Linked DNA regions of Homo sapiens: region 2 is linked to region 1. Evidence: chromatin contacts called from ENCODE Hi-C or POLR2A ChIA-PET data. All regions are on one chromosome and are shown on one strand. The core of a region is the stretch at or near the end of the contact, and the rest is flanking DNA. Distances in the headings are between cores, read along the strand shown. Region 1 holds the start of SMIM5 (small integral membrane protein 5). Region 2 overlaps TMEM94 (transmembrane protein 94).

Evidence for each region. Hi-C counts contacts between places; a loop is a spot of excess contacts on that map. ChIA-PET counts read pairs that join two places held with the same protein, here RNA polymerase II (POLR2A). Pooled maps may share reads with other maps.
Region 2: a pooled map shows a loop between it and region 1 (2.2-fold over the local background). The contact joins the enhancer-like site here to the promoter of SMIM5 in region 1. A Hi-C loop is called at or near these places in 3 of 50 pooled maps. POLR2A ChIA-PET finds 5 or more read pairs at or near these places in 4 of 52 experiments (BJ, PC-9, activated naive CD4-positive, alpha-beta T cell and 1 more).

The regions. Positions count from the first base shown.
Region 1 is chr17:75,632,027-75,634,798 of GRCh38, forward strand. SMIM5 (small integral membrane protein 5) reads left to right here and starts at 1,408. Exons shown (of 3, transcript NM_001162995.3): 1 at 1,408-2,176. The region is part of intron 8 of RECQL5 (RecQ like helicase 5); the gene reads right to left. RefSeq lists enhancers at 480-1,160, 1,161-1,840.
Region 2 is chr17:75,485,946-75,488,669 of GRCh38, forward strand. TMEM94 (transmembrane protein 94) reads left to right here. Exons shown (of 32, transcript NM_014738.6): 4 at 1-53; 5 at 345-481; 6 at 1,987-2,189. Among named protein-coding and RNA genes, the nearest start is that of MIR6785, 11 kb to the right of the region's middle. RefSeq lists an enhancer at 2,122-2,171. Within about 2 kb of position 1,471, at least 18 of the 41 ENCODE cell types and tissues checked have a DNase peak (open chromatin) inside an H3K27ac peak, as active enhancers do.

The DNA of each region.
Region 1 (2,772 bases), core at 158-2,657:
CACCTCCTAAAGCCCATGCATTCCCGTCAGTAAGATGGTGCAGAAAGGCACAGCCCTCACGGACTGAGCGAAGATGGCTGAGGTGATGTCTGAAGTGCATTACAGTACAGTCATGCCCCATGGAATGACTGCACAGCCAATGGTGGTCCCCTACGATTCTAACACTGTATTTCTACTGTACTTTTTCTATGCTTATGTGTGCTTAGATATGTGAATACCACTGTGTTACAACTGCATACGGTACTCAGGACAGTAACGTGATGTACAGGTTTGTGGTCTAGGAGCAACAAGCTGTAGCGCATGGCCTGGGTGTGTAGGAGGCTGTGCCGCTTGATATTTTTTTCCTTCTCTTCCCTGGAATTGCTGTTTGATTTCCCTAAGTATACTCTGTGACCGCACAATGACAAGTTAAATTTCTCAAAACGTATTTGCATTGCTAAGGCAGGCACGGCTGTGTAGTAATATGTCCCATCATCAACCCGTGAGGGTGTCACAGGTGGGGCCTTTAGCCAGGGAGACGCAGCCTCGCCTGGAGTCCTCCTCTCGTCTTCCTCTGTCTCAACCCTGCTGCAGCCCTCCTGGGGTGAGCGGCCTCTGCCCATGCTGGGAGCAGGGAGCAGCCTCTGGCTGGCCCACGAGGCTCTGTCGCATCTCTGTTCCCTCTGCATGGGGGTGGCTGTCGACCCTTGGGGCAGCTGCAGAGGCCGCAAGAGGGGCCATAGCTCTCTCAGGCTCCTTATAAACAGCCATTCCTGCCACCAGGAACGTGGCACAGGGTAGGGAAGCCCAAGAGGAGATGCTGGAACACAGGCAGGGCTGTCTGGGGTGCCACATCCCAGGGACAAGAATAGCTGGCATTAACTGCTCTAACTAGAACTCCTCCCAGTGTGAGCACTGCTGCGGCTGCAAGAAGCCCTTTGAGGGGCTGCGACCCCAAGGCGCAGGCTCAAGGATGCAAGGCTGATTGCAACACCCCGGTAAGGAAGCAGGGCCTGGCTGACTTTCTTTTAGCTGAGTGAATGCAGCTCTGAAGCCTGACCTGGGCTGGGACAGCCGAGGCGGCCACCAGAGGGCGCTCCTGCCCCCACTCTGCTCCAATGAGTAAATGCAACAAATGGTTCATCCCCAGGAGTCCGTGCGCCCGCACAGCGGCCGCCTGTCCAGCCTCTGGGAGGCTCTGGCATCCGAGTGGTGTGACCACATGGCTGGCTTCCTCCCCCTGCCCTCCTCAGGCCCTGACTCACTGGGGTTTTGTGCTCGGACTCAAAGAGCTCCATTGACAGCGGGGCTGGGGTCGGTTTCTCTCCACACAGCCTAGCCTGCTGGGAGGCACAACCAGGCAAATGTCACAGGGCCCGGCCCCTGGACTCTGGAGCCCTGCCCTGACAGCTGGGCCAGGAGTGCGGTCACAGCCCCAGCAGAAGGCCCTCACCTCACAAGGAACATGAGGCGCCTTGCCGGGCGCGCAGGCCACTCCCAGGTCACTCAGGATTCCAAGTTCTCCCCCAAGACGCCTTCAGATGCTGAGCGGCACAAGGGCCTCCCCAGGGACTGGTTGCAAAGCCTCCTGCTCAGCTTGAGAGGGCCACCAGCTCCCCACTGTTTACTGTTGTTCCTGAGAGAGGCCAGAGGGAGGGACCAGCCAGGGAGTGGCCAGAGGGACAGAAGGGGTGGCCTTCCTGAGGGCAGGGTGGGTGCCCCAGACCTGAGAGCGCTGCAGGACTCCCCTCCACAGGCTCAGGTGGAGCCTCCCCAGGGTCCTCCTGGCCAGGAAGGCAGAGAGCCGACTTCTTTCTTCAGCTCCCAACCCAGGCCCAGCCCACGGCGTGGGAGTCGGGGAGAGGGAGAGGAGGAGGAAGGAGGAGGAGAGAGGGAGCTTGTCTTGTCCCTGAGCAGCGCTCTCAGGGCAGAGGTGAGGCACCGGGACATGAAGTTGGAGGACAAGTTCCCAAGCAGGGCTTCCTCGGGCTCCCCCTCGCGACGGTAATTTGACACTTGGATCTCCAGGACGACCAACAACAAAAAAGCCAGGCAGAGACAGCAGCTGGCTGTCAGCAGAGGAGCTGGGCTGAGGCGCCCAGGGGAGCAGCGGCGCCCACGAAGGAAGTACGAGGACAGCACGTGGAGGCTCCGCGCTGGGGCACTGCTGCTCAGCCCCCAACACCTGAGCTCCCAGGTGAGTGGCAATGGCCACAGAAGAAGGGGGGACAGGGAGGGAGCAGCAAGGGTCCCCTGCCCCCAGGGTGAAGGGCCACAGTCTACCATAAACACGGAGAGGTCTTCGGGGACATGCTGGGTCGCTTCCCTGCAGGGAAGTCAGCCAGCCTCCTGCACACACCTGCACTCTCCCTGCTGCTGGGACCCTGCACTAGGGGAGGGCTGGGGGCTCTGCTCAGAGCGCCTCCTGCTCCGCCTGCTGTGCAGCAGAGGGGCCCCGAGGGCCTGCTTATTCTGCAAGTTCATTTCAGCTCTTTTATTCAGGGGGCTTAAAAGAGGGATTTGGCTGTCCAGCTTGGGAGAGAATGGCTGCCGGCCTGCTGAGCCTCCCTTTTTCCCAGGATTAGGGCAGAGCCCTGTCGAGGTCAGCGCAGGGTCTGCCCAGCCAGCATGCGGCGCCCCCAGGATGCAGCAGGACTCTGCCCATCTGTGTCCTTTCAGGGGCTTGGCCCACTCACTGCTGGTGTTCTCAGCTCACGGCTCAGCCTGGGTCCTCCTCCCTGGGCCCATCTAGAACCCCATAAACTCCTAGATCTCCCTCTGGTGATGAGCCTT
Region 2 (2,724 bases), core at 221-2,720, 150 kb before region 1:
CTACTGGCCGTGCTGCTGCTGCTGGGCTGCTGCGGGGGACAGCCAGCCGGGAGGTGTGCGCCCAGGGGCTGCTCCCCAACCTCTCCAGCTGTGCTGTCCATCCTGCCGCGGCACCTGGGACAGACCAGGGCTCTTGGGGGCTGTCACCCCCAAGCTGCTCCTGGGATGTAAGGGAACCTCCTCAGTCCCTTGAATGGGGTCAGAGGCCTAGCTGGTGTCAGGGCACCAGAACGGGACAGTCTTTCCACAAGGGACTGGGGTGGGAAGGGGAGCTGTGGCCTGGGGGCTGCTGGGTGGGCGAGCCCTCACTCCCTGTGGGTGCGGCCTCTCTTTCCTCCCACCAGCCGTGGGGTGGGGCTGGTGAATGCCTCGGCCTTGTTCCTGTTACTGCTTCTCAACCTTGTGCTCATCGGGCGGCAAGACCGGCTGAAGCGTCGGGAGGTAGAGCGGAGGCTGCGAGGGATCATTGACCAAATCCAAGGTGAGGTCAAGGGCAGGCATATTGGTGGGAAAAGATGACCGGACATATCAGAGCCCTGAGGGCTCCCCTCCTGCACCCCAGCACAGACGGGTTGCCTGTGGCCAGCATTGCAGGGGCTCTTGTCATCTGGGGAGTTAGAAGGATGCCCACTCTCTTTTGAGCAGGGCAGTGAGAGCTGTGGGATGGTGGTGGGTGCCCAGGCAGAGGGCTGGGCAGGCAGGAAGGCCAACAGTGGCAGGTGGGCTTGCAGGCTGGCTCACGTTGGGAAACCAACAGGGAAGTCCTCTCACATGGCAGGAGGATGATTGAAGTTTTCTCGTTCAAGTCCATCTTGTCTGGTGTACTGTGCTGGGAGACATGGGAAGGTGGGCAGACATACCTGCAGGAATTGGGGTGGGGTAGGGGCCGGGAGCCTGAGATGGAGCAGCCCAGCTCCAAAAGGGAGGGGAGTGGCTTGGATTTCTGCTTGGCCTTTCATTCAGGCGGTGTTTATGAAGCTTGGCTGCGGATTGAGGGTTGTTGAGGCTCTTTTGAGGGACGGTGGCTCCTGCTGTCCAGGGGCATGTGGTGCTGTGGGAGAAGCAGCACCCACTCATGAGACCTTTCTCCAACAGACCTGGGCAGTGGACGTTTAGATGCTAAGTGAGTTTGTCCTTTCGTTCTGAGATGGTTAATTGCCACCATGTGCCAGGCACTGGGAGTGCAATGGTGATGGCAAAAGATGGGCCCTGCTTTCCGGAGCTTAGTCTCCTGCCCAGGAGCATCAGTGGCTCCCTTTTGCTTATGGAAGCCATCCCAGAGGCACGAGTGGCCTCCCAGAGCCTCCAACACAGGCTCACCTTCCTCTCCAGCCTCTTCTCTTCCTCCTCATTCTGATGCTGAAACTACTCACCAGTCCTAGGCCCACTGTGTATCAGCCTCTGCCTCTGTGCCTCTCTCCACTGTTCTCTGCTGGTGAGCTTCTCCCTCACTCATCTCCAGCTGACAAAACCATTCTTCCAGGCCCATCCCCAGTGCTTCCTCTTTCAGGAAGCCACCTCTGATCGCCCCAGCAAATCGGTTTGCTCCCTCTTCTGGACTCCTGCAGCACAGGGATCTTTGTTAATGCTTAGCCGTGTTTGCCTTGTTTGGCGTTATCTGTCCACATGTCTCATCTGCCCCACTGGGTTGTGGCTCCTTGAGGAGCTATGTTGTTGTCTCCACCTTGCACCCCTCACAGGCCCTCTGCAATGTTTGTGAAGTGTATCTGAATGGGATGGGGGTACAAAGAACGAGAGCTCCAGGTGTTGAGAGGAGGTAGAGGCTCTGGGGCTGGAGTGGCCGGGTAGGGCTTTATAAGGGAGGCATCCTTGAAAGCAGGGAAGTGTTGGAACGAGTGGAGGGGTTTGACGCAGACCTCCTGGGAGAGGAAGTGGGCAGACAGTGCTTCCGGAAGTGCTGCTGTATCTGACTGGGGGGCAGGGCCGTGGCTGAGAGGGTTGTTTCCCTCTTTCCATTCCCCTCAGATGCCCTCAGGGATGGCAGGGAGATCCAGTGGCCCAGTGCCATGTATCCAGACCTCCACATGCCTTTTGCGCCATCCTGGTCCTTGCACTGGGCCTACAGAGACGGACACCTGGTCAACCTGCCAGTCAGCCTGCTGGTTGAAGGAGACATCATAGCTTTGAGGCCTGGCCAGGAATCGTTTGCTTCTCTGAGGGGGATCAAGGTAGCTTGAGGCTTTCCTTCTCCCTTGGAAATGCGGTGGGAACATCCACAGGCAACGATGGGAGGGTCCCCAGACTTCATCCGGAAGCTTCCCGGCCAGCTTACTGGCTTTTTGGCAGAGGCTCTGGAACATCTTCCTCCACCCTGCTGTTCTTTTTTTTGAAACAGGGTCTCACCCTGTCGCCCAGGCTGGAGTGCAGTGGCACGATCTCAACTCACTGAAGCCTCTGCCTCCTGGGTTCAAGCGATTCTCCCACCTCAGCCTCCCCAGTAGCTGGGATTACAGGCACATGCCACCACACCTCAACTGGCTTATTTTTTATTTTTTGGTAGAGATGGGGTTTCGGCATGTTGGCCAGGCTGGTTTCGAACTCCTGACCTCAGGTGATCCACCTGCCTTGGCCTCCCAAAGTGCTGGAATTACAGGTGTGAGCCACCACGCCTGGCCCCCTGTGCTGTTCTTTATTCTCGCTAAAAGTCTAGTCCCACAGGCCCTGTCCCAGTGGACTCTGGGCTAACTGATGGCTCCTAACCCC